Linked DNA regions of Homo sapiens: region 2 is linked to region 1. Evidence: chromatin loops called from intact Hi-C (ENCODE). Cell type or tissue: GM12878. All regions are shown on one strand. Links, peaks and the distances in the headings refer to the core of each region. The heading gives the core; the rest is flanking DNA.

What was found. Peaks named below come from ENCODE experiments on the same cell type or tissue, not always from the same donor. Only the 100,000 strongest peaks of a DNase experiment are listed, where the experiment ranks them.
Region 2: a loop joins it to region 1, with 11 times the contacts of the local background. A loop is called at or near these places in 3 of 110 quality-filtered maps.

The regions. Positions count from the first base shown.
Region 1 is chr2:104,409,713-104,415,097 of GRCh38, reverse strand. It overlaps LINC01831 (long intergenic non-protein coding RNA 1831), which reads left to right and starts at 1,067. Exons shown (of 2, transcript NR_135589.1): 1 at 1,067-1,139; 2 at 2,429-2,946. LOC124908058 (a long non-coding RNA gene) reads right to left here. Exons shown (of 2, transcript XR_007088675.1): 2 at 3,386-3,917. RefSeq lists an enhancer at 1-208. In GM12878, for the core only: a CTCF peak has its summit at 2,504 (motif pointing right); no DNase peak of the experiment used is centred there.
Region 2 is chr2:102,837,597-102,842,919 of GRCh38, reverse strand. It overlaps a transcript of TMEM182 not described here. Among named protein-coding and RNA genes, the nearest start is that of LINC01796, 55 kb to the left of the region's middle. RefSeq lists an enhancer at 1,580-1,629. In GM12878, for the core only: CTCF peaks have their summits at 1,479 (motif pointing left) and 2,810 (motif pointing left); a DNase peak (open chromatin) is centred at 2,779.

The DNA.
Region 1 (5,385 bases), core at 141-5,140:
ACCGGCACGACCTCTGAAGGCACACATTAATTTCACCTCAGTATTTCCATAGCATCAATGAATAAAAACTGACTACATTTTCAACAAACGCACATGTCCTGATAAATGAGGGTCCTGACTTAATTGCTCTGTAAATTAAGAGCTCACCGTAGTGACAATAGAGAAGAGTTTTAATATTTAAAAACTCATTAAATTTGTGTACTTTGTGAATAATTAAAGTCGCAGGACCACTTTAAGGGGCTAATGTAAGTTTCATTCTTAAATGTATATCACGGATGAGGATAATTCATCTACCAAAAAAAAGCCAATTTTTTAAATTGCTAAATTTGGTTACTTTTTTTTGTCCTAATTGGTTACTTTTGGTCCTAATTTGTCTGTGGCTTTTTCCTCATCCTTTTTTTTTTTTTTCCAAATGACAATGACTGAATTAAAATGTTGTGGTCTGCGGGTTTAAAAGTCAGTTATCTGTTTATACAAAAAAAAACGATCTGTTTATACAAAAAAGAACCAGGCAAAACACACCTGGTTGGCTTCACCTTTTTTCTTATACATGAACTAAACTTTTTCATTTGCATTTGATTGTTTTCATTTGAAGTGTGCTCTAATTTGAACTATTCCCCCCCCCAAAAAAAAGTTCTGTTGTTTTTGTTTATGACTTACAGCTGTGTAAAGATCTAAATGTGTAAGTATGTGTGACGATGACAAGATTTGAAAAGATTTGTGCAAACCACAAATCCTGGTGATTACAAAAGGGAGGCTCTCTTGAAAGAGTTCACGTCAAAACCCCTGAATAACCACTAAACATAGAGAGCAGAGATTCTTTCTCCTTTATATCAAAACTTTGTCTTTAAAAGTGATGACTGCTCTAAGAATGATCTATGATTTTCCAGCCTGGTGTTCACAGTTGGGAAAGGGTCTAGTTCTGGGTCAACGAGGCTTCTGTGTCATCTTTGTATTTTTCACATCTCTTACTCCTCCTGTCCACATGTCAATGTTAGTATTGTCATCGATATTTAGTCAATAATTAAGCTGACACTCTTGGTCTGCTCAGTTTTCGGAGATCACTGGACATTTTGAAGTGTGAGCTCTCTGTGGAAGGCAAGCATACGGAACTCCGTCTGGTATTTCTTCCTGGAAACGTACGTACCATTTTTGAAAGAATCACTTTCTTGTGAACTCGATACTTCTGAAAATAAAAATGAAAAAAAAAAAAGCTGGGGCTGGGCCTTGGGGGTTCACTTTAATTAAATTGGAACATTGATCTGTCTTCAAGCAACCCTTAGCAGGGAAAAGAGGTGTCTACCGAAAAAGGAGACAATATTCATAAATCGTTGTTTTATTACAAGTTGGAAGAAGTGAAGTGGATTTCCTAGGATGTGGGTAGGGGCACACCTATTATTCTTAAAGGAGTATGATTCCAGTTCTTGTCTTTAAAAGAAATAGATGAATGCGGTAGCAATCCAAAGTCTGTGCTCCTGTGCCCTTCTAATAGAAGAAATCACAAAAATGTAGAGAAAAGTAGGTAAGAAATGCACATGCAGGATAAAAATGTAAAAGGTAAACTATTTTTTTATGCTATCAATTCATTATCACAACTGCTGAATGTTCCTCTGTCTTAGACTAGGGGCTATCTTTCCAGAGTTCTCAACTGTAAGAAAACTATTATATTAAAATGCTCTCACAATGAATCCCATGGGATTGGGGAAAGCTATGTTGCAAATGGGATTTTGCACTGTGTGAATTGCCAATCCCAAAAGATTGTGAGATCCTGTGGCTAGGCACAGGTTCTACAATATGTGCATTTGTGAAAAGGGAATGTCATCACTACATATTATTTTTACCTTTGGCAAGAATTTTATAAAATTTCAGAGCTTATCACACTCAAAAATACTTCTATAAGGGTGGCAAAATCTACATGAAATCGCTCTGGATGCCATACTATCATGCATTTATTAATTTGTTCTCATATTGTTTTTGCTTTATTTGACCTGGAAAATAAATGAAAACTGTAAGTTGCTAGTCCTATAAAATCATCCACCTGTTGAAAGCATAGCATAGCAAATACCACCATGGACATCAGGGAGGAAAAGGTAAGGAAAAGGAGTGAAACTTAGGAGAACGGATGCCAGAAAAAAAAAATGCAAGGAAGAAAATAATGGGAGATGGAAGTCTCCTTTCTCTTTTTAGCTTCTATTTTGGATATGAGCAGATGAGAAAGGAAAAGAAATTGATATGGAGAGAAACACATGGTGGAGAGTAACACAAGACCATAATACACAGAGCCACTTGCCCCAATAAAAATGTCATGTCACATGCTAAAGGACAGAGGAAGCACAGAATTGCCCATATTAAGTTTTTACTTTGTTACAAAGCATTCACTAAAAGAAAATTGGTTAAATCTGACCACATCACTGTTTGTCTTTTTCAGAAACCTACTCTCAGAAAACCCATTGAAGTCCCTGTTTTACAACTAACATAATGGGCGTGTGGAAATGCCTCTCCATCCACCAGGGGGCAGAAACGAACCCTTTGATTGGCCAGAGATCTTTGGACTTCAACTTTGATTTGGAATAGTTGTAATTTGCATAGCCTTTTCACTCTCAGACATCACTCTTTCTGTCACTAGGAACATAACCATATAGACTTTTCAAAGAAACCTCTTAATTCTGTGTGAAACTCTAAACTTCACTCTACCAATAAACTTCCCCACATTCACACTAGAGAGATGTGATGGGAATGCTGGGTCTTACATATGGTGGTCTTCATATTTTCGTGGATTTGTCTTTTGAGGCATGGAGTGCCTGACCTTTGCGTATGCAAGATTCGCTAGCATGTAAACTCTGTCACTGTCTCCCAAGAACACAGAAACAGGGCTATTAATAATTTTAATGCTTACTGTTTTGTGTAGCTTTTTTTGCAGAAACTGTCTATTAAAAAGTCAAATTTGGTGGTGCTTTTCTTGTGTTTTTGGTGGGGAGGCGGACCGCTTCCTGGAAGGAAGGGATGTGTGTAATGTATATAAAGTCACCTTGTGCTATTCTCATTCAGTTTAGCACCGTGCTGCTCAGTGATCATGGCCTTCATCAATGCAAGCATCAAAGTAAGGGTGGCCATTTCAGGAGAACTAAATGTTAGAAATAATTAAAATAACTACAACTGACATATACTCAAGGGAGCCATAAAATGTAGCCTTCTCTGATGTCCAATATGTAGCTGAACTGAAATACAATCCTTTAGCATCTGAACAAGTAAAAAAAAAAATCTGGCTCAGGAATTGTCATTGGAGTTGGTTTCTCACCACATTTCTGAATAGTTTACATCTGTTGACCAGCCCTAAGTCCTACTTAACATATGCAATCTGATGAGAGATCACAGTCTGAATTAATTGATGTAAAATAGATTGAGTTTAATTAGCACATCTTTACTATACTGTGTTGAAGATGTGGCATTTAAATAAAACTAGAACAATATCCAGTAGCACAAACATTATCGTATACAGAGATTTTAAAGGAAATCATAATAAGAAACATGAAGCCTATTGAACTCCATTAAAAAGCCAAACCACAGGGAGGTAGCCAGTCAGAAAGTACAGCCCTTGAATTTATTTTAAAAACCTACCAGTACAGCCATGCTTCTATTGCTGAATCACATCTGCCATCACTGATCTTGCCAGAAGATATAATGTAATAAAACAAACCCAGGTGATTTCAGAACCATCCATTTTTCTTTTTCTTTAAAAGTATGGGAAACAAACTCTTGGGCATGTTGGTAGTATTTTCTGGTGGTGATGAGCTCCTCTTGTCCCAAGCTCAGGCTCCCTGGTAATGGAACCCACTGTACATGCATTCGAATTTCCTCTGTGGTTCACTCTCTGTCCTTTGGAGGCTGTTGTGACAGGGCTGCTCCTTAGTGACTTCCTGGGATAGGCATGACATCAATTAGACACACACCCCACGTACTTTAACACTAACCATGACACTAAAGTGGTAAAATCCATAATAAGTAAATCCAACAACATATACATAAGCAAGATGGCAAATAGCTCAATCTTTCCTAAAATTATACATCCTTGTACTCAAGAAAACATTTGCTTCATTCAGGATTTTCCTGTGGTGATCCATCTCACTTCTATTTCTTCAGTGTTCTAACTTCATGAGTAATTTCTTTTTTTCCTTACTCTTAAAGCTATCCAACCTTGAGTTTGATTATTAGTACTTTTGTTTTTCTTTCCAAATAACAAAGAGAAAGTTCCAAGAGTTCTTGTTTGTAGGTGAAAATGATACTACTGGTTGGGCTTCGGTAGGTCATTTGCTTTGAGTTGTTTTCTAGATACAGGCTTATACTAATCTTTTTATTTTTCTCTTACCTAGCCCTGCCTATCCTCCCATCAACGATTCTTTTTTCCAACAATACTAAGTACTAGGTTGTCATTAGGTTTTAGAACAGACTGAAACAAACAGGCAGATTTTGATATGGGTATTCATGACCTGGGCTCCAACAGCCTAGTTCTCTATTCAAGGATCAAGCCAACCATCTGATGCCATACACATCTAATACTTTCTCAAAATATCACACTTTTATTTGGATCTCCATTAGATCCAAATAAATGATAAAATATCATATTTCAAAAAGCTATCTATATCATCAAAAATTCATCCTTGAAATTTTTAAAGGAAGTTTTTCTCTCTGGAAGAAAAAACGGAGCATGTCAAACCAATTATACATACAGCTGTCTAATTGCTTGCACATTTGAGGCCAGTAGGAACCAACTGTCACTGCAAGAGATAGACGTAAATCTGGCCCTTGGTGCCTGGAGGACTGACCTGTTCAGATCTGTGGTTCCATAGGCATTTATATCTAGTCTACAGGTACTGCTGGATTTTTGGTGTTGACATTTTAAGTAGTTTAATATTATTCGAATGAGACAAAATTGAAAAAGCCTCAGAAAAGGAAATGTTTTGCTGATCTGAAACACAAATCCTGCTTGAACTCCAGTGATGTAGTTCAAGGACATAACAGAACCAAAGGTAATGTTCTGATAAAATTTAGACATTTCCAAATCCATATTCAAATATGGGTATTTATGATGCATCTTGGACTCCTTGACATGTAGGAAAGTCCAGGCACCTCCATGACCTCTGAATCAGCTAGGGATAAATAGCTCAAAAATCTGTTTTAAGGGGGAAAAAAACTGATGATCAAGAGCTCTGAGCATATGAATAACAACTATAACTCATATAACAATACTAACGATATTACTAGGTGTTGTGTTCAGTTCTATGCAAATGATCATCAGGCAAGTGTGTTTCTCTACATCTAAAAGTCAGATCCCAGTGCAATATTGGGACTTTTTCTTGGGACATTTTGCTTTTCTGAAATTGTGGC
Region 2 (5,323 bases), core at 324-5,323, 1.6 Mb after region 1:
AGCATCCCTGGAAGGGGCAATGGCTGTGATCCAGGCAACCACCCAAAGGGAGGGTGGTCCGTTGTTGGTTGTTGGGTCTACAATGGGCCAGGCACTTGGCTCTATGATGAGCAAGGTGCACACTGTCCCTTCCTTCATGGCACCGAGAATGGAGTGACATCATCTCATTCCGAAGTTAAGTCCATCCTCCAGGAAGTGGGAAATCGCAAAGATATGCAGCAAGGAAGGAACAAAATTAAAAGGTGGCTTTAAGAGGAGCTTTCTGTCAGTGGCATGCCCTTTGGTTTGGAAGGTCAATCTAACTTGAGGTCAGAGATGTATGTGACAGGGATTCCCAACGAAATTCAAGTGTATGGTAGTGCCATGCCATTCTGGGCCCCCCTACAATTCTGACCCTGTGGATCTAGGTGGAGCCCTGGAATTGGGATCCGGGGAAAGCTCCCCAGAAGCCAATGAGGTAGGAAACTGAACTAGTAATCCTGATAAGCAGCTGTGTGAGGGCAGCAGGTAGACACAGAAGATAGTGCAACATTGGAAACGGCACTGCAAGTTCAAGGATCTGTTTAGATACGGAAGATAGTGATGAAGGAGAAATTGAGGTGATCCCAGCAATTCAAGGTTCAGGAAAAGGGGACAGCACCATCAATCGGAATAAATAATGCAGAGAGGGAGGTAGGAGCATACAGATAATAATTCTGCATTTGAGTTCTAGCAGGACATCTGAGCAGAGATGGCGAGTAGTCATTGCAGGGGGGAGCAGGGGAGGGGAGTACAAGACTTAGCCCAAAGGAGACAAGTGAATTATCCTCCTAGAGGTTATACTTTATATATGGGTAATACTATATAAACAGAATGTATTCAAAATGATATTAAAATATTAGAACGATAATGAAATCTAAACAGTATTTCAGTGATGCATCTGGATTCAGATGTAACTAACCATGCTAGATACTTTCCTGAATACATTTCATTTAACCTTCGCAATTACCCTGTCATGGAATGGAGTCTCAGAGCTCTAAATTATGTAAATTGTCCAAAGTAACATACACATAGCGAGATGGAAGCAAGAATCTGAATCCGGATTTTCAGATTCTGCATTCTTTCCATGCCATCAAGTTACCTCCCACAATGAAAAAACAAACGAACAAAACTACCTGTCCAAACAGTCAGAAAATAGGACAAAAATTGATATAGCTATTGCCACCTTGAAATGGAGCTATCTATCCCTTTAACGTCCATATGGATAATTGTTCTGCTTTAGCTCCCATTTTAAAACTTGGAAGATCTGGTGAACTTAGTTCAAAGACAACAGACACCGCATGCTCACAGCATTGGACTCAGTGGTGGAGGGAGTTTTTAAAGCTGCTGCGTGTCATTGCTGCGGAGCCTGTCTGCAGTTTTGGTTCAAGAACCTTTACTGGGGCTCGGCTTGCCAAAGCACAGTTCTTCTCTTCTCCCGGTTTTAATGACTCCACAGTGACACCTGCTGGGAAGAAGGAACTGCTCAGGCCCGGGTCCTCTGCAGGATACTCACAGGGCCATGCTGAGGGGTTTGCAGGGCCATAGAGCTTTGGCTGTCCCCTGTGCTTCTGCAGGGGACGCTTCTGCACGGTTGGTGTATCACATGGAGACTGGAGCTCTGCCACACGATTAATACCCAGACCCTGGTGCCCCTCGGAGTTGGGCCGGAGTCCCAGCCTGGCCCCAGATCAGTAGAGCTCCGTGGGACTGTCACGTGCAGAGGACACAGACATCGCCTCAGTTGCCCTCTTTCCACTCCAGCTCCCCGATCCGCCTCCGCCTGCAGCTGTTAGTTCCTCCACCACAGGCCACTCTTGATGCCACTATTTGTTTCCCCATGGATCTCTGTGATCCTGCACTTAGGAACAAAGTAACACTGAAAAAAAAAGTCCCCTGGCATCACTGAGAAGAAGACGACTTCCGCAGAAAGTGCCAAAATGTTTTAGAAATAAACGGCAGACAACAGAGTCGTTGCATATTTCACTAGGCAGGATAGTAATTTATGTAATGTATTTTTAACTGTGAGAAGTGATGGGGAAACCACTTAAATATAATGTGAATTGAAGATTTGTCAGTTATGTAGTTCATGCAGTGGCAGATCTAGAAAATGTTATAAAAATTGAAGGATTACCAACAGAGAATGCCTAAAATCAGAACTCTTATTCGAGTTCTAACTCCCCCTATCTCAGGGAATTCTATGCTTTCTGGGAATATTTTGCTTTCTGTGAAAGGAGCTGGAGTTATACATTGTCTGTCAAATGTTCTTTTTTAATCGGCCTTCCTCATTTTTGTTTTAATTCCTTGGCTCTTTATTGCGTCCTCTATATGAGCCTGATGCTAACTCACGCTACCTCACCCCCTATGCCTCAGGATCACTTACCTGACCCACTAACGCCGGTGTTTACATTGGTTCCTGCCCCGTTTTAGGTGGAGGGGCCCTTCGGAGAACAATGGTGCATTCACCAAGTCTAGATTCCTCTGTAGAAGAGTTATATGCGAAGACGGAGTCTACTTTTTTCCTGGAATATGTGCTGCAGGTACCCAGGTTACAACAATCAGGAAAATGCAGCATCCACAATATATGGCGATTTCGCACTTAGGCACACACCTTTTCCCAGAGTTAAGCAAGTCAATAACTCTCTATCTCATATTCCCTTTTGCCCCTCCACCTCCCACTCCCTCATCCCTCCCCAAGGCCTCCACCCTTCGAGATGTGCTCAAAAGCCTTTTGGAAAGTTCCTGGGTTTTCAATGGAAAGATTTCTTTATAGATGAAATGCGCCCTCTAGTGGCAGATGTAAAAGTTGCAGCCTCTATTTTTAGGATTTGGGGGATGTTGGTTTCTTCTCCCCGTGAGGCACTCAGAGCTACTTCTCACTAAGAACAGATGCAAATCCCATGCTTTGTTGCTGCTTTTTCTCAAAACAATTCTACACTCCCAAAGTTTGCAGCATCCCTGAGAATATGTCTTTTGCCTATTATAACCTTATGACTCATTCTCCTGTATTGGCTGCCAGAAAATCAATCAGGGATCCTCTAACCTTCTGTGCTTCCCTTGTAGAATTGCTGGGCTTCTGACTTCAGAAGTCGCACGCTGAGAGTGATAGCACCACCTTGGCAATTCATCAGGTGGATAACAAACACGTATTTCTGCACTCTTCTCACAGAGGACTAGTTTCACAGTGTGGCTAGCAACTAGAGCTACATTGCATTTGAGTTTTGTGGTATTTCAATTTTTACCTAAAAAGTCATGTTGGTCATATGTAATACCTACACTCTTGTTTTTATGCTCCAAACAAAAAAGACCAATTTTGAAAATTTAGGATAGGTGCTGGGATCTAAAGTTTAGATCTTTAAAATCTACTCTTTTAGCACCTTGATTTAATAATTCCACTATATAGACAGGAATTATTTTTGTGTGTATATATTATATATATATATATATATATATAGCAAAACATCACAATGTACTCCATAAATATATATAATTATTATTTGTCAATTAAAACTAAATGGTTTAGACCTTCACAATAGGTATGATGTGAAGCCACTAAAAGCAAAGAAATCGGAAATCAGCGCTAATCCAGATGTGCAAATTGCTCTATCTCCTTCTTTTCCAAGCATTTCAGTCCATTGAGGAAGTCCAAGTAGCCACTTAGACAGCTTTGATGTGATCTGTGGGATCCTCATCAGTCAGAAAAAAATGGCAGGTATTTAGTACCCACTGTTTATGCCATGTGAAACAAACATAATTACAAAGGCAAAAAGAAGAATCCTGGTCACCTAGTGCTCATGCAGAAGGCAGCAAGACAAACAAATAAAAATCAATTGAGAACCTCTTTATCAGAAACAAACACACAAGCACAATTACTACTAGTGTCTTGATGCTATATGGGGTATTACTAATCATGAATGCATGGTATTCACTCAGATGAAATACAGGACTCTGTACAACCTTGGCGAAGATGGCAGTTTTTTAACCATCCTTGACTTCTCTCTCATTCCTTTATTTTTCACAGCGACAGTGTATCTCAAATTCATTCTCTTGCCATCCTTCCTCTGCCAATGGCTTGGTTGAGGTCTCATGGTCTCTCTGCCTAAACATCTGTGAGACTTTATGGACTCAAACCTTCTACATTCATTTCACCACAGGCCATTCCACCAATTACCCCACAGAACCCCAGAACACACGTCTGAACTGATTTCTACTTTTAAAATGGTCGTCCAGCCCCTGTTGTCCACTTCAACATTTGCCCCAAGTGTTTTCAGGATTTTGATTCTTCAGGTTGTTACTACTGACAAATGAAAGGGGCACCCCATTAGGAAAATAGCCAATGCACACTGCGAATTACCAAGAGGCAGAGAGGACAGATGGAGGCAGTGCCTAGGTCCTTCCATCCTGGAGCCCTCTGAAGAGCCTTCCCTGACCACCTGCAGCTGAATTTTCAGCCCTTCCCCCTCTTCACATCGGTACCATTTTATGCATGCATTCTATACACATGACATTGCATTACACTCATTTAGTTATGTGCTACACACATTGTGAAAATAGGAGCCCTTAAGAGGAGGAACAATATGTAGCCATCTCAGTAGTCCACTGCACCAAGCAGTGAAGCTAGGGAAACCAAAATCACAACTTCTAGAATCAACTAAGTTAGACCTTAAGTTAACAACATAGCTATCCCTCAAAAGTAATAATGGAGCTTCACAGTTTCCTGTTTTGAAATTGAAGACTTACAAAACCTACTTCCGTGCAGCATTAGAGAATTAGGTTTATCAAGAAAAAGGGAATAAGACTTCATGAATTTATAAACAATCATCCACTGATGCTGGGGCAGGGCCAGCTTCCGGGGTAGGGTTACCTTGGGCAGTCACACAGGGCCTGGCGCTGAGAAGGGCCCTGCACTTTGTTTAGTGCTTTGCTGCCGCCGTCTTGAAATTCTCAGTAATTTTTCAACAAGGGGCCCTGTGTTTACATTTTGCCCTAAGCCCCATGAATGACGTAGCTAGCCCTAAGGGTGAGGAACCCTCAGAAGCCACTTCTGCCTCCTTAAACAGGTAACTTCCCTGGAAGTCTCCTGCCCAGAGCAGAGAGAGAACAAAACCAGCCTGCGTGGTTGGGTCTGGGGAAAGCAGGAGAGTGCAGCTAGACCCAAGGCCACTTGAGGTACTCAGGGCCCATCAGCCCCATTCTGCTCTACGTGGTCAATGTGAAATGAACCAAGTGATCCTGCAGCAGCTCCTCTTGCTCTTCTGCTCTGGTATCCACCATTACTTTATTAACCACATTTCACGCAGGAACC